2 separate regions of the Homo sapiens genome follow, and region 2 is linked to region 1. The links are chromatin loops, found by intact Hi-C in ENCODE. Cell type or tissue: heart right ventricle. All regions are shown on one strand. Links, peaks and the distances in the headings refer to the core of each region. The heading gives the core; the rest is flanking DNA.

Region 1 (11,130 bases), core at 1,311-9,310:
TTGGTCACACTGACGGTCCCCCGGTAGTCCACACCTGTGCTGTTATAACACTTGTGATCTGAAAAACACACAAAAACCCAAACAATTAGAAAGAAACATAGGAGATGCTGGAGCTCTCCTCTAGCCAGCAGTTTCTGGAGGGGAGGGCAGGTAATTAACCTCGTGGCCACAGCTTCCCTGCTGGTCAGGGGCCATGCAGGACAGTCTCCCTGCTTTGCTGGGCTTGGACCCAGGGCCTGCCTTGCAGTTACATTCCTGGGAGGATTTAAAGCTTTTGCTTCAGGAATAAAATCAGTCTTCCAAAAGTATTTCTAACATTGAACACAGAAGAAATCGGAACTGGGGTGGGACCTGGGGGCACAGAAGTAATTTCCTAGTGAATGGTTCAAGGAAGGTTCAAGCCAAACTTTTCCTTCCATTCTGACTGACAGCCTTAGACATGAAATCATGTAATAAGGAATCTAGTTGGTATTGTAATTCACAGAACATGCTTATCAGAGGCTGTGCATTCTGGGTTTCTAACAAAAGTGGGGGCTATCTCTGTGCTGATGGGGTCGGCACCCTTGAGAAGCAGATCCCATTAAGAAGACCTCGCACGTGGCCAGAGGGGCTTAAAAGCACTGCAGAATCTACACAGTCGAACTGAACTGGAGTTTGGAGGAGTAATGACAATAATAATAATGTTGCTACTGAGCCCTTACCATGTGTTAAGCATTTTAGATGCACTCATTTACTTAACTCACAAAATAGTATTAACGATCAAAAGGAAACTGAAAAATTGCCGGTGAGATTAATTCTAGATGAAAGGGAAATGTACACTGAAATAGTCTTTTGCGTGGTGCTGCTGATGGGGTAGGGGATGGAGGCAAACCCATCTATATCTTTAAAATGGCGGTATGATATGGTTTGGGTCTGTGTCCCCACCAAATCTCATGTTGAATTGCAATCCCCAGGGTTGGAGGTGGGGCCTGGTGGGAGGTGACTGGATCACGGAAGCAGGGTTCTTGTGAATGGTTTAGCACAAACCCCCCGTGGTACTGTCCTTGGGATAGTAAGTTCTCATTCTCATGGCCGTTTAAAAGCATGTGGCACTTCCCCACTCACTCTCTTGCTCCTGCCATGTAAGAAGCTTGCTCTCCGTTCACCTTCTGCAGAAGCTGCTATACTCCCTGTACAGCCTGCAGAACCACACGTGAGCCAATTGAACTTCCTTTTTTTATCAATTACCCTGTCTCAGGTATTTCTTTATAGCAATGTGAGAATGTACTGATACATGCTATAATACACTTACCATTACATGTACCATTAGTGCATTTATTTAGTTCTTTCACAATATTGTACAACCTTCACCACTATAGGTTCTAGAACACTTATATTACCCTAAGAGGAAACCCCATATCTATTAAACAATCACTCTCCACTACCCCTAGCCTGGCCCCTGGTAACCGCTAATCTGAATTCTGTCTATATGGATTTATCTATTCTGGAAATTTCATATAAATGGATCATACAATGGTGTCTGGCTTCTTTTACTTAGTATAATGTTTTCCAGGTTCATCCAGGTTTGTAGCACGTATCTGTATTTCATTCCTTTTTATGGATAAATAATGTTTCACTGTCTGGATATACCACAATTTGTTTAACCGCTCCTCTACTGATGGCATTTGGGTCATTTCCACCTTTTGGCTATTGTAAATAGTGTTGTTATAAACATTCTCATATGAGTTTTTGTTTGAACATCTGTTTTCAGTTCTTTTGATTACATACTCAGGAGTAGAATTGCTAGGTCATATAGTAATTCTATGTTTAAGTTATTGAGAAACCAGCTCCAATATTTTAAAATTATTGTCTTCATGAAGCTTCTTGAAGATAACTATGTCTAATCCACCACTGAATGCTCAGGCACAGTACTCAGCCCATTGGAAAATAATTTGATTAACAGTATGAAAATCACTATGGGTCAAGGTCCAGTTTTCCCTGTGCCAACAGGTTGCTGACCCTTAGAAGAGCACAGAAGGTCAGGGGCTACCACTTACTTTTATTTATAGGATCTGCCATGGGAATTCCAATCCGGATACAGTTCGCAGCTTCTGGGCTCTCTGGCTGGGGGAGATCTTCACAGTTTGGCAGTTTCAGCCTCATCAGAATCATGGGATTTGATCTTGCAAAAATGTACTCTGTTTGACACAGGACATTCTCCAGGATTTCACATTCATCGCGACACAAGTCACGGGGCTTTGGGACGGATGAAGTTTCATCGCAGTACGGGAAGGCATAGTGGCACAGGGAAGGAATGGCGAACTGAGAACACTTATCAGATAAGTGACTGGAAGTGCCAATCATAGTGAAGGCAGCTGGAAAACAAACACAATTATTAACTCCCAGAGGCCAGGGTTTATCTTCTTTGGTTATCTAGTCAACGGATATCAGATATAAACACACATTGCAAGGAATCCGCCGTGCTGAAACAGACAAGGCCCAGAGAAGGAGATTCATTTCAGATGTCTAAGCAGCTTACTTTCACTGGCTTGAAAAAAACCATTTTGACTACAAAGTTAATAAAACAGGATTAAATTACATATGTACCATTTCCTAATAAAAAAATTAATTAAGTTAAAGTACAATATATTTTTCATTTTTTACTACAAAGCAATCGAACTTTGTGTTTCATCTGGTGCTTTTTATTAGTTTTGTGAGGCTTCTAAAACATTTGACAGCTGTAGGGACAGAACTTGTTTCCGCAGTGGCTGAGCCTGAGCACAGGATCCAGTTCTGTGTCTTGCTGGACGGCAAGAGTTGCTGGATGACTTAGGGTAACTTGCTTAATTTCTTTGTGGCTGGAATACTTTCTACTCCATCTTCTGAAAATGAGGCAACTCACTTGGAAGTTCTCAAAGAGCACAGTACAATTGTTCCAATGTGTATCATCGAATATTAGTGGTTCCTTAGCTTAATCTCTTACTAGTAGGGTAAGATGCACAAAAAGCGCACCAGCCTACCTTTGAATACCGCTATTGACAAGGAGCTTACACCTCACAAGGAAACCTAGGAGGTTGCTGATACATTATTTCCCCAAGTATGTTGCTCAGAACATTAATCATGTGAAATAGAATAGTGCTTGAGAAACAAGCCAACAAGTTTGGGAAACGCTGGGATAAACAAAGGTAAATGAATTTAAAAAAAAACTTTCCACCAGGCTGATACCCATTAGAAATCTCCAAGAGAGGATTTTTATAAATAGGTTACCAATTATTTACATCAAAACTTCCACTTTTTTTTTTTTTTTTTTTTTTTTTTTGAGACAGTCTCACTCTGTCGCCCAGGCTGGAGTGCAGGGTTACGCTCTCAGCTCAGTGCAACTTCTGCCTTCCAGTTTCAAGGGATTCTCATGCCTCAGCCTCCCACATAGCTGGGACTACAGGCATGTGCCACCACACCCAGCTGATATTTGTATTGTTTTTTAGTAGAGATGTGGTTTTGCTATGTAGGCCGGGCTGGTCTCGAACTCCTGGCCTCAAGTGATCTGCCCACCTCAGCTTCCCAAAGTGCTGGGATTACAGGAGTGAGCCACTGTGCCTGGCCCAAAATGTCTACTTGCTTTTGTGGATATTCAGTTAAAAGTACATTAAGGCATTCTTACATTAGGTTGAAATGGGTGTTTAACAGCTCCTCCCTGTCAGTCTTACTGCTCTTTGAAATTTCAGAATTCTCTTCCTGTTGAAATGAGGGCTTCAGAAAATGGCAACTACCTATTCCTACAGTTGCTTCTTTTGGTTGGTTAAAAAGTCCTCCAGGAGGCTGATGCAGGAGAATGGCATGAACCTAGGAAGCAGAGCTTGCAGTGAGCCGAGATCGCGCCACTGCATTCCAGCCTGGGTGACAGAGCGAGACTCCATCTCAAAAAAAAAAAAAAAAAGTCCTCCTCCCTCTTCCCCCCAGCCTCCTCTCAGTTCCTTCACATTCCTCATAGCACATAGCTTCCACATAGCTTCTGGGCCTTTTGCTGTTCTATGTTTCTGCCTTGGGTTTGTTCTTACCTCTCCTAGACCCTAGGGTTGCCAGATAAAGAAAAAGACAACGGTTACATTTTAATTTCAGATAAATATTTATGACATACTTATACTAAAAAATTATTCGTTGTTTATCTGAAATTCAAATGTTACTGGGTATCCTGAATTTTTATTTGCTAGATATGGCAACCTCATTAGAATGTCATGAAGACAATGTGAATGGATTGCAAAGGATACGTGACACAGAGGCATCATAACTACACTAATGGAAGGGGACAAAGCTGCTGTAACCACCAGAACGATGCGTGCAAAATCCTATGAGGCAGCCTATGCTACTTTAACTCATGTGTGCTAGTAAGTGCTTCGCTATTAGATTTCTATCAAAAGGATACTTTCAATTAAGAAAAATGAAGAGTGAAATATTGAAAGCTAGAGCAAGAAGAGACCAATGGTCATCTTGCTTCATCACTCATTTCACAGATGAAGAAGGGGACTTTTTGGGAAAGTAAGCGATTTCCCCAAAGTTCACTGTCATAATAGTTCTGGGATGAGTGTCCAGAACTCTAAACTCTAAATTCATCCCCTCTCAGTCGACATCATGTTGCTTCTAAACAGTAAGCTCTGTGAGGGCAGAGACGTACCTGGCTTATTTACACACCATCACCTCTCCCATTCAGATTCAGTTCCTGGTACGGTGAAAGCACTTAATAATATTTATTGAGTGTTTGAATGAATGTGAGATTTCACAAAGCTTCCTTTTCCTCTAAGAGCAACCTTCAATAAATTACTTTAATGTAAATTCCAGAGCACAGAGATCATGTCTCATGCTTTTTTATGGTCCTGCTCCCAACCTCCATGCTGAGCTTAATCCTTTGTCAAGAGAGGAGCTCAATAAAACTTTTGGCGAGAAAAATAGTTATTCAAGGGACAAATATAATTTCATTGGTGCTACCTACCTGTGATCTGATTTTCTATTTCCCCTTGCATGTGCAAAGACTCCATATAGACGGTGCGGTTGCCAATAAATCTTGCACATGCAATCCCTCTGTATGGCTGACAGAATCCATCTTCTTCATACTCATCTCTGAAAGAAAGCATAGACAGACATTAGCTGATGCACCACATACATACAGGGCACAGCAAGCTCTGACTGCGCGATACCCTAAATAGTCACTAGGGGGCACAGTTGGGCACAATATACAAAAGACTGGGCTAAGGAATTGGGCTTTTGCTCAGTTCTTAAAACATCTGTTGGTCACATTGGTCAAGTTTCCTACACCCCCAGAAAGTCATCCTGAAGCACAAAATCATCCTTAAATATGGGAGAAAATGCTTTTATTTTCGCAGCTGGTGGTGGGCTGGAAGATGATGTAGTTATAGGAGTAAAGAGGAAATGAGTTGGAAATCTGGGCACATGTTCTACAGTTTTTTGTTTTTTAAGCACAGATTATTTCTGCTTCATTTGCTACAAAGGCGTGGGCGAACAGATCCACTCCAACTGACACGTCAATTAGGGGGATCCATGGGGTGAGAAGCTGGGTGCAGCTGGAAAGAAACCCGAGGGTAGCCCAGTTAGGTGACTCTTCACTGCTGAACCTCCATTATCTCTACCCTGCCCAAAGAGGACCAGGGCAAACCATAGTCTGGAGAGTTTGAATTGAGTCACTAAATCCAAGGAAATCTAGAGAAAATGTCCATGGAAAGTTTGCTTTCATGCTTCTCTACAATTTAAAAAAATAGTCTTATTAAAATTTTGCGGCCTCAAAATTATAAGACTTTTTTTATAAGGAGGGGTAATAGATTTCATCTTGAAGACAGAGGGACACCAGAAATGACATGATTCATGTGCCAGGTAAAAGGACTGGAGATCTAAGGCTGGAGATGAAGACCCAAGATGGCAGGCTCAACCTGAAAGGGCAGAGGCTACCATCTCCCACGAGGGCCTACGATGAGCACAAGATCCCTCGAGTGCAGAACATCCAGCTGTTTCTCAAAGGCAGACCATAGCCAAACCAAAGTCTGCCTGCCACGTGTATAAGTTGACTTCAACCCTGGATGCTCCTCCTCAATATATCATCTCAAAAAAAAAAAAAAAAATACACCGTTTTTCCCCTTTGGTTTCTTCTAAGTAAAAATCCCTCAGAGCAAAGTCAGGAGAACAAAATTCTCTTCCTGAGTTTAACATTTGGGCATCCTTAGGCAAGCTGTCTGAGCCCTCTGAGCCACAATTTTCTCATCTACAAGTTGGACACAGTAACTGACTTCTCTGCCCTACATGGGAAAGTCATTATGATCCCATCAGATAATGTAAAAGCTTTTTTAAATTGTAGAGATAATATATGGCTATTCTTAAAGTATTTACAATGACCAAAGGGACATTTATTTAAAAGACAGTTATTTACTAAGCTCCCACATCGTAAGAGGCACTGCGGTTAGTGCTGTGGTGCTCACTTCCCAGCTTGAAGGTCTAGCGTAGGAGTCTAGAAAGTCAAAGTATAGGAGCAAACCAAGTGGAAAAATCACCTGATAGGACACTAATTTTCTGCTTCTCTCTACTCCCATTCATTAAAAGAATCATTTTAAAGGTGAAAGTGGGGGAAGTATCTTCAGTTTAGTACTGAAAATAGTTTGTGTTGCAAAGCTCTTAAAAACTTAACCTTTAAATACACATACAAATGAATATATCATATACCTGACATAAAGACATTGAAATTTTACTGTTGCACAATCCTGCAAGCACTCCACATGTTTACTTTCATAAATCCTAGAGTAATGCTGAAGCCTTTTTGGCTTAAATTTTACTTGGGTTGTAAAATTAACCCAACTTTTATTGGGTAACTAATACCATAAACCTATGGGGAGAAAGAAGGTTCTTGATGACCCACACTTGGATCTTGGAAACCTAAGTACAGAGACCAGAATACACCCCCATGCCACCCCCCTGCTATTACAGATGATGCTTTTCTATCCCTAGGCATTAGCAGAGCCCTGGATTTTTAAGGTGTCATTATGAGAACACTTCTTTCTCCCCCACATTAAACTCTCAAGGCTTCAATTTATATCTCTTGGGAGGACAAAACCCTGGAATTACCCCCAGATATAAATCCCCAACCTACTGGGAGTTCCCATATTTTATGTGTGAGGCTTAGGCTAAACTTCTTACCACCTTTCCAGTTCAAGACTCTTAAAAAGACTCTTTGAATACTTTTTTTCAGAATAAAATGGAATGCAATTCCTTGGCTGCACATTTCTTATCAAAGGCTTAGAACTGCAGGTGTATTAAATTTTTGACTATTCCCAGAATTCCTACTATCCTGTTCAGTCTCCTGGGAGACAGATTTTTTAAAAAAGAACACAAAAAAACCCCAAAACCAGTATGTACTGTTATCTGCTGGGGAGTGGTTCTGTCTTGGCTCCTTATGAGAATCGCCTTGGCAGCACACTGGGAGGCCGAGACGGGTGGATCATCTGAGGTCAGGAGTTCAAGACCAGCCTAGTCAACATGGTGAAACCCCATCTCTACTAAAAATACAAAAATTAGTTGGGTGTGGTGGCAGGTGCCTGTAATCCCAGCTAGTCAGGGGGCTGAGGTAGGAGAATCACTTGAACCCAGGAGGTGGAGGTTGCAGTGAGCCAAGATCATGCCACTTCACTCCAGCCTGGGTGACAGAGTGAGACTCCATCTCAAAAAAAAAAAAAAAAAAGAATGAAAGAATCTCCTTGAGAAGCTTTAGGAAATACGAATGCCCAGGCCCCACCTTAGACCTATTAAATCATAGTCTCTGGGGATGAGGCTTAGGTATCTATGCTTAAAGAAACCTATCAGGTGATTTGAATGTGGTTGAGAACCACAACACTGAAAAAAACCAAACATGTATTAAGTGTCTGCTGCTCTGGGCTGGGTACTGTGTTAGGTGCTTTCTTCAAAGCAGCCCCTGATGAGCTATTATCCTTATTTTACGAGAGAGAAACTCAAATTCAGAGAAGTTAAGTAACTTGCTCAAATTCACAAAGTCAGTCTGTGGTGGAGCTAGGATTTAAACTGAAACTCAAGATGAGGCCACTATCCCATGTTGTTAGATCTGTAACTATGTTCTGCGTTTCAATACTACTCTTAGTTAAATCAGCCTACTCGAGAAAGAGACCTTATAACGAGTCTTGATTCTGTATCAGATACTGCTAAGTTTTATATACTTACAAAACAGATACTAAGTCATTTTATCCCAACAACAATCTTATAAAAAAAGGTAAAGATGTAATTATTCCTGTTCTACAGATGAGAAAAGTGAGACTCAGAAAGCATAGAGAACTTATCCAAAGTTACGCAGCAAGTAGAAGAGCTAGATTTGCTCTAAATAGTGTTTCTAACCACACTCTATAACTTCTTTCCAAGTGGCTTGGCAATGGAGTTTTTGCACTGCTTAGAGGGGCTTTCTGCTGTGGAGAAGCTTTGGTGCATTCTGGGTGGTAAAAGGTTTTCTTTTAAACATAAAGTCAAAAACACATTTCTTTCTTTTCCATTTTTCCCCACTGGCTTTGGCTGGAGGGGAACAAATGCTCCTCCAGCATTAATCAGCTTTATGCTTTTTTCCAGCTCACACTTCTTTCATCATTGATGTCTTCCTGCCTTACTCCATGCTCAGCAAATTAAAAACATGAAGCAAGTGGCAAGGTAGCAAAAGTGCAAGGGCACTTGCAGTGAGCGTGCCCAAGGCTGCATTCAATGGAGAAGAAAAGTGCATTGTGAAAGGGCAAATGGAATTTGGCCATTCATCACAGTGGCTGGCACCAGCGTGCGCCGCTGCCTCACCATGATGTCAAGGTGCAGGGGTGCTTTGTGATGGGAGCTCATGTTTCTCATAAAGGTAATTGAGTTACCATGTTGCCAGCCTCTACAACCTGCCATATTCTCTGCCATGGGATTGGGAAACGCAAATGTGGTCTGTAATCCACCTCCAGGGTCTCCTCCTTCTCCAGGGCAAGGAGCTTATGAAGGATATTTGAAGAGTGCTAAGAGGGATCGTGGAACAGTGCGGCAGCAAAAGGAGTGCCCATCTAGGAACCACTGCAGAGCAAGGAAAGGAAATGCTGTTCTGCAGAGACTTCATAATCTAGTTCTTGCCAGTTTTTCCAGCTTCCTTCCCTGCCAGACAAGCCTACAAGCCTGATGGTATTAGTCATGTGGATGATCTTGCTAGTCTCAAACCACAGGATGCACTTCGATGCGGACATGGCTTGACCCATGCTCATCCTTAGGGCTGGCATGCCCTCCACCCCCTCGTTCTCCTTGTGAATGTTCTCATCTTTCAGACCCAAATGCCCCTACCTTCCCTGGAAAGTTAGTCACTCACTAACCCCACCCATTCCCAGTACTTTCATCAAACCATTCCACAGATTTCCAGTTTCATATACTATTTTATCTGTTTAGCGCCCACCTTACCACTGACAGGCCAATAGAACTAGAAGAGATGAGGAGACTATCCCAGGGTAGCCCACCAAAGTGGACCCTTCTCCATACCAGGAGTATCCTCTAATTGGAAGCGATTTTCTTCCTCATCAGAATATACAGGGCATGGGCAGACATAGCTGAACCGATCGGTACTGACAAATTTGGTCCTAAAATATTCTTTTTGGGGATAATTTCAGTTAAAATGCCTATCTCTCTCTCTTTTTTTTTTTTTTTTTTTTTTTTGAGATGGAGTCTCGCTCCCATTGCGCAGGCTGGAGTGCAGTGGCGCGATCTCAGCTCACTGAAACCTCCACCTCCTGGGTTCAAGCGATTCTCCTTCCTCAGCCTCCTGAGTAGCTGGGATTAGAGGCGTGTGCTACCATGCCTGGCTAATTTTTGTATTTTTAGTAGAGACAGGGTTTCACCATGTTGGCCAGGCTGGTCTTGAACTCCTGACCTCAGATGATCCACCTGCCTTGGCTTCCCAAAGTGCTAGGATTACAGGTGTGAGCCACCACGCCGGGTCTCCTACCTCTTCTTAATGAGAAGAGAATGGATGCAGAGGGACTTTCCTGACTGTAAAATCTCACTTAAACCAAAGAATTGAAAACAGGTACTCAAACACACACTTGTACACAAATGTGCAGAGCAGCACTATTCACAATAGTCCAAAGGTGGGAACAACTCAGGTGTTCATCAACAGATGAATGGATAGACAAAAGGTGGTAGATACATACAATAGACTATATTATTCAGCCATGAAAAATGAATGAGGTACTGAAACAGGTTACGATGTGGGAGAGCCTCAAAAACATGCTAAGTGAAATAAGCTGAACAAAAAGGGCACATATTGTATGATCCCATTTATATGAAATATTTAAAATAGGTAAGTCTTTAGAGAAAAGCAGATCGGTGGTTGCTAGGGGCTGGGGACAGGGAGGAATAAGAAGTAACTGCTTAGCGGGCAAGGAATTTTATTTTGGGATGATGAAAATGTTTTGGAAGTAGACAGATGTGGCGGTTATACAACATTATGAATATACTAACTACTATTGACTTATTCATTTTAATATGGTTAATTCTGGCTGGGTGCAGTGGCTCATGCCTATAATCCCCGCACTTTAGGAGATCAAGGTTGGGAGGATTGCTTGAGGCCTGGAGTTCAAGACCAGCCCGGACAACATAGTGAGACTCTGTGTCTACAAAATTAAAAATGAAAAAATTAGCAGGGCATGGTGGCACACACATGTAGTCCTATCTATTCAGGGGGCTGAGGCAGGAGGATTGCTTGAGTCCAGGAGTTTGAGGCTGTAGTTAGCCATGATCACATCACTGCACTCCAGCCTGGGTGACAGAGCAAGACCATCTCTTTAAAACATAACGATAACAAAATAAATAATAAAATAAAATGGTGAACTCTATGTTATGTGAATTCCACCTTAATTAAAAAAAAAATATCATTTACACAAGGGCCAAGGTAGAGGGACCTTGGGAGAGGGCCAATGGTTGCAAATTCAGGCCTCAAGGTGGGGGAGGTCGTGGGGGTAGCTTTGTAAGTCACTTCCAAGCAGACTAAACTGATATAAGCATGAGCAGTTTACTCAGTATCAGCAGGTTCTTTTGTTCTGATTCTCATGGCTCTTCAAATGGAATGCCGGGGACAGTGACTTG
Region 2 (9,564 bases), core at 1-8,000, 520 kb after region 1:
CCAGTACTCCTTCACAATGACACAAATTACATTTAAACCATATGGGGGATTTAAGGATTACTCCCTTCAGACAAGGAACTTTCATACTGGTCTTGGGTCCAATCAATTTCACAATGGCAGAGTTATGAACCCCTTCGCTCCCAGCCTTGCAAAGACTCCAGCTTCCATTTGCATCAGCAGTGATACCTTCCCAGTAGAGCATAGCAGAAACCGTAGACTTACCAATCCTTTATTCACTCTTTCTTTTCTATGTTTCTTTAAAAAATATTTAATGGACAGTTAATAATGGTGTCCCAGGCCCCATGTGAGGGCTGGCCTGAATGGGTTCACCTCTTCACACCAAGAATTCTTTCTTAGCTAATGTCCCAGGAGTGGGCATAAGGGATGAGCCTGATAACCCTATTTCCAGGCATAAGCACTAGAAAGAAAGGCAGAAATTTGGCTTAAAGCAGCAGGGTTAATCAGACACTCCAGCCCAAGGCCCTATGCTTGTGATGGCTGCAGGTGCCTGTTCCAGAGGGCTTGAAGTGTTTGTCCCCAAGAGTGGAAAACGGTTATTCATTTCTCCAGCCACCAGTAACTAAGCAGGTAGTAAATGCTCAGCCCCAGGCAAGGCACTACATTCTAACGGGAAGGGCACAGGTTCAGCAGCCAGATACAACTAGGGCTCAAATCTTTCACTGTAAAATGTATGAGAGGTACAATCTAGAGCAAGTTACTTAACTCATCTGAGCCTATAAAATGGGGATAGCTCTGAAGTTTGTTCAGAAAACTGAAAACAGGTCACATGTGAAAACACCCAGTACTGTGCCTGGTATAAGGTAGATTATCGGTCATTGTCAGCCCCCTTGTCCTTCTGAGCCTCAATTTCTTCATGAAATAATACCTCTCTCCCAAGGTTTTTGCGAAGATTGCCTCAGTTAATGTCTAGGAAAGCCTTTATGAACTGGAAAATGATGTAAAGATACAATTTTTTTTCTCACATTCTGAGTGGGGTTGGAGATAGAAACAAAGGTGGATGGGCCTCTGTTCTCAAAAAAGTTCACATCAGAAAGGAGCCATCATAGCGGGATGGCCTTGGTGCTATCCTGAAGGTGTGTTTACAGAGCTGCGGCTCTGAAGAGGTTGCAGTGACAGGGATGAGACTGGAGAAATAGTTGGGGCAAGTCTATGGAGCCTTGTGAACCGTGCTAAACTTTATTTTGAAAGTGCTGGGGAACTATGGAAATTTGTAAGCAAAAAGAATATAAACCAATATGTTTTTGGAAAGTTGACTGGCTGGCAGTGATGCCTTGAATGGCTTGGAGAAATAAGAGTGGAAAAAGATTAACCAAGGCTTGCAAAAAGGGTCCCATCCTTAGCTGGGGTGGCTTTGAGGGTCCCAGTCAATGTGATCTTGTCCAGCACTGTTCCTCTGCCAGCTTTCTACACACAACTTCAACTCTGAGTTCTTGGCCCAGTTTGAGCACTGCTTTTGTTTTTTTCCTCTCCTACTGTGAAGATACTCCTTGAACAACCTCTTTCCTCTGACCCTTTTTCCATACTGTGCTTTCTACTCATCTCCTCTCTTCTCTGAGAACTGTCCCCCAACTATTCCATGAGAGTGAAGGCCTGAGGCCAGGTGTCTACTCCAGGACCCTGACTCCAGGCCATGAGCAAATGGGGTAGACCCCTGACTAAAGCTGGACCACTCATGTTTTCTCTCCTTGGAATCTAGAATTGGGACTCAAAAGTGTACTAGCCAGATTAGGTTAGCCCTTGAACCAGAAAGACAGGTAAACTTATGAGCTGTGGGGCAAGAACAGTTGAGGCATGAGAATATCCACAGAACTGCTGCTGACAGCCTGACAATATGTGAGAGTCCGTGACAGCTATGCAGGATCCAACTCGGGATCATTCATACATCTCTAAGAGTTGTGGATCTGATGTACGGGAAGAATCAGAAAAGAATTCGAAATAGTATCAAGCAGAAAATAGGTTAGATGAATCTTCTCACGTAGGTAGGGCTTGCAGATTCATCAGACCTGAGAATCGGGAACAGGGGCTGGGAACACAAGCCACTGGAGAATCCCTTTTGGCGCTGGTATTCTGGACTCGGTGCCTCCACATCCAGACCCTTGGCCGAGCCACACCTCACCCAGCTGGTGTCACCCCAATTCAACTGGAAAGGTAACCCCTCATCACTTGAGGTGAGAGAATGGTTTTTTAAGTAGGCATTTTAAAACATACTCTCTTAAAATTAAGTGTACAGATGATGAAATATATCACATAGGATACAAATAATAAAATGAACATAGTATTAATATTTTTGGAGTAAGGGGGGGAAAACTAGGTATATTTGGCATTTGAAATACATTTAAGAAATGTGGGATATTAGTTTATCTAAAGATTAGCCTTGTGGTTCCAGTTTATAATTAAGTGCAGGTTGTGTTACTTATTTAGACAGGATTTTAAGTTTAAGGAGGTATGAGAAGAATTTTATGAGAAGAATTTTATCAAAATTATAAACATTAGTGGAACATTCCAGAAAACTTGGACTGTATTATATTTATAAGTTTAAGTCATCACATGCAGACAGTATACTATAGTACTTGAGGGAATGGCCTCTAAAGCCAAAGTGACAGGGTCTGAACCCTTATTCTACCAGTTACTAGTAATATGATCTTGGACAAGTTACTTAACCTCTTTGTGCTTCCATTTCCTCATCTGTCAAGATGGAGATAATGATAGCAGCTCTACTTTACTTGTTGTAGTCAAGTTTGAATGAAGCAATTTACAGATAGTTCTGAAACCAGGGTGGCTATAGTATGCCCTGTACAAGGATCTGCTGTTATTATTTGATTACATGAGAACAACTTGAATACTTGAAAAGTTTTCCTTATTAGACAAGGAATTTTAAAAGAAAACAAATATTTGACTTAAAAATTTGAAATATTCATAGGTGCTTGATTAAATGAGTTTGTAAAAAAAAAACCACACACACTGAGAAACCTAATTTCCATTGACAAATGGGTCAGCAGAGAGAGAGGAAAATGAAACAGATGTGCTGAGACAACCAGGAGACGCTGCCTGGGTTCCTCTTGTTTCAGGGTCTTTTTTTTTTTTTTTTTTTTTTTTTTTTTGTGGGGAGGCAGAGTCACTCTGTCTCCCAGGCTGGAGTGCAGTTGTGCAATCTCTGCAACCTCTGCCTTCCAGGTTCAAGCAATTCTCGTGCCTCAGCCTCCTGAGTTCTCGTGCCTCAGCCTCAATCCCACCTGAGCTGGGATTACAGGTGTGTGCCACCATGCCCTGCTAATTTTGGTAATTTTAATAGAGACAGGGTTTCACTGTGTTGGACAGGCTGGTCTCGAACTCCTCATCTCAAGCGATCTGCCCGCCTGGCCTCCCAAAATGTGTCTCAGGGTCTTGAAGTCCATCTGCCCCACCACTGCCTGTGGCTGCAGGAGACGCCCCTCTCTCTGTGTGCAGTCCTTGTGTGTCAGGCCTCATAGGGGCTCACTGAACCCTAATTGGGCTTCTGCTACTTATAGCTGCTTACATCTCTTTACAGGGCTGACCAGGGCTCCGTAGTACCTGGGTCCTGTTTGCCAGCTGTGAGCCAGGCCTCACCTGCTGTCCAGTACAGGCAAGAAAAGGAAGAGAGAACACTTCCTCCCCTTCTCCTTTGAGCTCCCTCAGTCCACAGCAAGGAGACAGGCCGAGTACCATTTTCTGACTAGGGGACCGTGGGCAAGGGATGTAGGCTCTTTGTGCCTCTATTTTCTCACCTTTGAAACAGGGATTGAAAGTGGTAGCTACTGCATAGATTTGTTGTATTAAGAGACAGGAGTTTACAAATGTAAAGAGCTTAGCACCAGCTGGTTCTAGTGCTTTGCAAGCCCTGCGTAAGTATTAGCCTTTAGCACTGCTCTGAATCTGAAAACAAGCAGGCGTGTTTCATACCCAACAATTGGGACGGGCCATTGGCTATGTGCATTTTAGTAGAGTTAGGAAATGTTCTCTAAAGAAAAGGAGAAATTACATTAAAATTGGAAGAAGGTACAAGGTCAGAAGAATTACAAGGGCCAGATGGCTTAGAGCTCTACAGAATCCCATGTTCACAGAGACTCCTGAAGTAGATTTTGAAAATAAAAACAAACATAACAGCTGCCTCTGCCTCAGAGAGTGTACAACCTTTAGCACGCGTCAGTTGGCTGTCCATCTGTTCACCCATCCATCTACCCAATATGTCCTATATAGACCGATGTGTTGTATTCATTTCACCAGGCACTGTACACCTCAGGAAGACTCAAGTTGCCAAGAAACTTTTGGTGCAGAAGGAGAGATAGATAAGCCAACAAATCATTTTAAAATGGAGTAAAAAGTACTCATCTGGGAGCCTACAAGAGAGCTATGAGCACTCACAGGGCAGACAAGAAGCCATGGAAGGCATTCTCCATCTGCATAATTGCCATTCTGAACCCATGTGGTTACGTCTGAAAACAATCTCCTCAATTTGAAGATGTGCAAGGCTTAGGAACCCCTTTTCATAAGTAAGGCACGTGTGAAGGAGTCTCCTGTTTTATCAGAAATGACCCATATTCAAACATTTTGACCTATAAAAACAGCCATTTATGTGGTTCATATAACATTTTTCTATGTCTTTTATTTCCTTTTTGGAGAATTCTCAAGACAATTTGAATTTCAATCCCTTAAGAATATTCACTTGGCGCTAACAGAAGAACTTTCCCCATTCTAACTTACCAGGAGCACAATTATTAAAATTCTTTGGTAAAAAGAGAACCAGTTAAGGAATCGCTTTATTTTCAAATCATTCATGGTCATATGTTGCCCTCTTGTGGTGGAAAATGGAAAAACAAGCAAGATTGCCAGCAGCCTCGTAAGGGGCAGTGCTTCACTCACCTCTGCCCAGAGCAGCCTTGCACAACTCTATGGGCTCCCTTCACCAAGATCACAAGGGAAATTGTGCCCCTTTAAGTTTTGTGGCAGGCAGTGGTTGGCCCTCCATCAAATAATTAAAATATGGTGGGACTCTGGGGCTTTTAAGAAGAGGAGAGAACTCCTGACCTCAAGTGATCCGCCTGGCCAACATGGTAAAACCCCGTCTCTACTAAAAATACAAAATTAGCCAGGCATGGTGGCAGGGCCTATAATCCCAGCTACTCAGGAGGCTGAGGCAGGAGAATCGCTGGAACCCGGGAGGCGGAGATTGCAGTGAGTCGAGATCGCGCCACTGCACTCCAGCCTGGGCAACAGAGTAAGGCTCTGTCTCAAAAAAAAAAAAAAAAAAAAAAAAAAAAAAGAAGAAGAAGAAGAGGAGAGAAATGGTGAGGTTATTTTCTGTCTGTCTCATTATTAAGATCATTTTCAATTATATGGTCTGGCCAAAATAGGATGTCCGGCTGTAAAGGACATGAAAGAAGGTGGCCACAAAGAGGGAACATCCTTTTCGATGGGGTCCTTGTAAGCCAGAGTTTCCATAAAATGCAGAGAGTGAAGCCTCCTTTAGAAGGTTCTGAAAGTAAATGAGGAAAGGTATGTGTGAAATGCTTCTCACAATGCCTGGCCATATAGTAGACACTCAATAAATGTTATCCAAACTACTAAAAACAGAAAGGGTATTGATAAGGACTGATCACATCCTTCTAACACATCCCCTGATCTCGAAAGCAGGTAAGCCTAGGTAGGAGGGCATAGATGCAATGGGTTTATCTGTGGATAAATACTGATTAAACATCTCCAATGGTCCAGGCACTGGAGGAATGGGACAGGTAGCAGAAGGAGGATTTAAAGAATCAAGTACAGTCCCTGCTGTAACCACTGGGCTCTGGAGTCAAACAGGCCTGAGCCTGAATCCTTGCTTTGCTCGAACCTTCTAGTGGTATATGGCCTTTCTGGCCTCAGTTTCTTTATTTGTAAAATAGTAAGGACAATGATGCCTGCTCAAAGGTAGTAGAAGATAAATTCAGTAGGCCACAATGTGCTGGGTCATGTTTCAAATGCATTACAAGCATTAACTTATTTAATCTTCACAACAACTGTATAGGGGCTTATTATTCTCAGCCCTTATCCTAGGGATAAGGAAAATGGGGGATACAGAGATTATGTCATCTGTCCGAGGTCAGGTAGATTGTGGAGATGGGCTTTGATTTAGTGAACTGTCTGTATATCATTCATTTTACATATAGATTTGATTCAGCCAACCCAAGTTAGAAGGCTTGCTCTAAGAAGACACCAGGTCATACGCAGTCTGTCTCCAGAGCCCAGACATGTAACTATCATGCTACCTTGCCTTGTAATGTAATATGCAGCCAGGTGAACAGCAAAGACTCAATAAACAAGAGCTTTTAAAGCATGTGGGTAAATGTGGGCATCTGTGGGAATTCCTTAGATGGGCAGTGGCTCATGGGGGCAGCAGCAAGGCATTCTCTCTTGGCCTCAATCAAGGCTTCAGTGAGAGCAAGGCTTTAGGGATATAAAAAGTTGGACTTTCCTTAAAAAGTTTAGGAACCCCTAGACTGTAGCGCTACATAACTATTAAAAAGGGTCTTGAGGAATAGAGCACAGTGGAAATCCAGGTTCAAATTCCAACTCTTGATACTTTTTAGTATCTTGGAGATCTTGGGCGAATCACTTAGCTTCTATTTCTGCATCTGTAAAACAGAAGTCTAAATACCAATCAATTAAGAGTTGTTGAAAAGACTATATGAGATCATGTAAAGTGCTCAGCACAGTGAATATCATTACATGTAGGTTTTCATGCAGGCTTAATAACAACTCAGTGGTGTAGGTATTCTCACTATTCCCATTTTACTGATAAGGAAACTGAGGATTAAAGAAGTTACACGAGTTGCTCCAGGACTCACAATAAATTGGAAAGGCAGGCTTCAACACCAGTTTTAAAGCCAAAGCTCACGTTTCTCATCATTGGGCTATGTATGGCTCCTTTGGATGATCAAATTTGTTTAAACTTGAAGAAAATTAAGAGGAAATAGATCCCAAGTGACTCCCAAAGGGCTACTGCCCAAGTGCAAAGTATATGTGCTTTGGTGTCTGTACAAAACCCACCTGCATTTGGTGGACAGAGTATAGATGTCATGGTTGAATGGTGCACTACTCCCGCCCCCTCCAAAAAAAAAAAAAAAAAAAGATACATTGAAGTCTTAACCCAGGAACCTGGGGATGTGACCTTATTTGGAAATAGGGTCTTTGCAGATGTAATCAAGTTACAATGAGAGCATACTGGATTAGGGTGGCCCTAAATTCAATGACAGGATTTAGGAGAGGGAAATTTGGAGACAGAGACAGAAGAGATACATAGGGAAGAATGCCACGTGAAGACAGAGGTAGAGATTGAAGTTACACTGCACCAGGGATTGCTAGCCACCACCAGAAGCTAGGAAGAGGCAAGGAAAGAGTCTCCCCTAGAGCCTTCAGAGGGAGCATGGTCCTGCTGTCACCTCGATTTCAGACTTCTAAGCTGCCAGAAGTGCAAGAGAATAAATATCCATTGTTTTAAGCCACACAGTTTGTTACAGCAGATAGCAGCCCTAGGAAACTGCTAAGTGCTTAAAAAAAAAAAAAAAAAAAAAAGATAAGCCAACTCCTTTTGCAGCAGAGTGGCTGGTCTGAGTGACAGGCAGTCTGGGTAGACTATTCCTCTACCCTGCCCCCCAACCCCCTACACCTTTTCTTTGCCTCAGAGTGTTTGGTTTCTAGCATTAAGTAACCCTGCATGGGCCATGCTCCATATACACAAACAAGCTTCCTCCTTTGCTCTGTGGTATGGAGAGACTGCATCTCACTCATTTTTAACCTCAGTACCTGGAATGGGGTTGGGCACATACAGATAGTCAATAAATGTGTGAGTGACTAAAATATTTAAGTGAGAGCATCAAACGACCCCTGTAATTAGTGTTTCTGAGCAAGGAGGCGAGTTTTCAGGCAGGAGTCAGGAGTGGTTTCCCTTCCTGAGACCAACCTCAAATAGAAAATTACTCCCCTAATCACAGACAACTTCCCAAAGCACAAGGTGTCTACAACAGAGGGCACTCTGCCTGGAACTGGCATTCCAAGTAGTTGCAATAGCACAAAGTCTTGTGCAACAATTACGAACAGAACTAGAAACTGCAATAGTGAAGGAAGTAGAGCCAGTTAGTCTGCATGGTTGAGGCTGAAAGCTTATAATTGCTTCCCAGGATAACTGCAGGCAGAGTGATGAAGGAGGGGTCTTCATGGCGCTACTCAACATGAGGTAGAAAAGTGGTGAGAGTAAGAGAGAAAAAGAGATGAATGCAAGCGAGAAAAAGAGGGTCCCAGCTGACCTAGCATCCCAGCCCCTTTCCTAATATTAGAGCAGTAGGATACAACACAACCACACTGTATGTCAAAATTTTTTTTGCGTCTATAAATGTATAATTTAACTTAGTGAACTATATATCAATCATTCTACGTATGGGTTCAGGCCAGTTGACCCAAGTTAGAAGGCCTGTCCCAGTGAAGACAGTAGGTCACATGCAGATGGTGTCACGTGTCACGTAACCTGCTGGTTAAAGAAAGAGAGTCAGAGCAAACTGATAGAGCCTTTTTTTTTTTGAGACAGAGTTTCGCTCTTGTTCCCCAGGCTGGAGTGCAATGGTGTGATCTCGGCTCACTGCAACCTCTGCCTCCCAGGTTCAAACGATTCTCCTGCCTCAGCCTCCCAAGTAGCTGGGATTACAGGCACGCGCCACCATGCCCGGCTAATTTTTGTATTTTTAGTAGAGATGGGGCTTCACCATGTTGGCCAGGCTGGTCTCGAACTTCTGACCTAAAGTGATCCACCCACCTTGGCTTCCCAAAGTGCTAGGATTACAGGCCAGGCGTGAGCCACCACGTCCAGCTCCTGATAGCCTTAATATGTTACTGGGCAAATACTTCAACCCAATCCTCCTTACAAATAGCATTTTCTGAGAAGGAGTCTCGCTCTGTTGCCAGGTTGGAGTGCAGTGGTGCAATCTCGGCTCACTGCAACCTCCACCTCCCCTGGTTCAAGCGATTCTCCTGCCTCAGCCTCCCGAATAGCTGGGACTACAGGCATGTGCCACCACACCCAGCTAATTTTTGTATTTTTAGTAAAGACAGGGTTTCACCATGTTGCCCAGGATGGTCTTGATCTCTTGACCTTGTGATCTGCCTGCCTTGGCCTCCCAAAGTGCTGGGATTACAGGTGAGAGCCACTGCGCCCGGCCTACAGATAGCTTTTTAGGTTTTTGATCCTGTCTCCAAAATCCTCCCTTCCCTCAGGGCCATAAGAGAATTCCCAGGCTGGGCCTTAGGATAATTCCCAGACTGGGTCTTATGTTGGCCTGTGTATAAAAGAAAGCCTCAGGGGTTAAGGACCTGTGTGACCTCAGGGGTTAAGGCAGCTGAGTCACCGGCGGCCTCCCTCTTCCCTTCCTGCAATGCTGGAGTTAGGATGAGTCCTACTTTACAGTCTAAGGCTGTGCTTTTACTTTCTACAAGGATCTCCTTGTTTTGCAAGGGCTGCTCCCACTACACAGAATGTCTTCTTCATACCCCCAT

Evidence for each region. Peaks named below come from ENCODE experiments on the same cell type or tissue, not always from the same donor. Only the 100,000 strongest peaks of a DNase experiment are listed, where the experiment ranks them.
Region 2: it touches region 1 in a loop (10-fold over the local background); 68 of 110 quality-filtered maps call a loop at or near these places.

What each region holds. Positions count from the first base shown.
Region 1 is chr1:64,131,333-64,142,462 of GRCh38, reverse strand. It overlaps ROR1 (receptor tyrosine kinase like orphan receptor 1), which reads right to left. Exons shown (of 9, transcript NM_005012.4): 5 at 4,967-5,094; 6 at 2,037-2,354; 7 at 1-58. Among named protein-coding and RNA genes, the nearest start is that of ROR1-AS1, 25 kb to the right of the region's middle. In heart right ventricle, for the core only: CTCF peaks have their summits at 4,982 and 5,181 (motif pointing right); DNase peaks (open chromatin) are centred at 5,182 and 5,972; H3K27ac peaks cover 708 bases.
Region 2 is chr1:63,611,289-63,620,852 of GRCh38, reverse strand. The region is part of intron 1 of PGM1 (phosphoglucomutase 1); the gene reads right to left. Among named protein-coding and RNA genes, the nearest start is that of PGM1, 23 kb to the right of the region's middle. In heart right ventricle, for the core only: CTCF peaks have their summits at 4,630 and 4,844 (motif pointing left); a DNase peak (open chromatin) is centred at 4,892.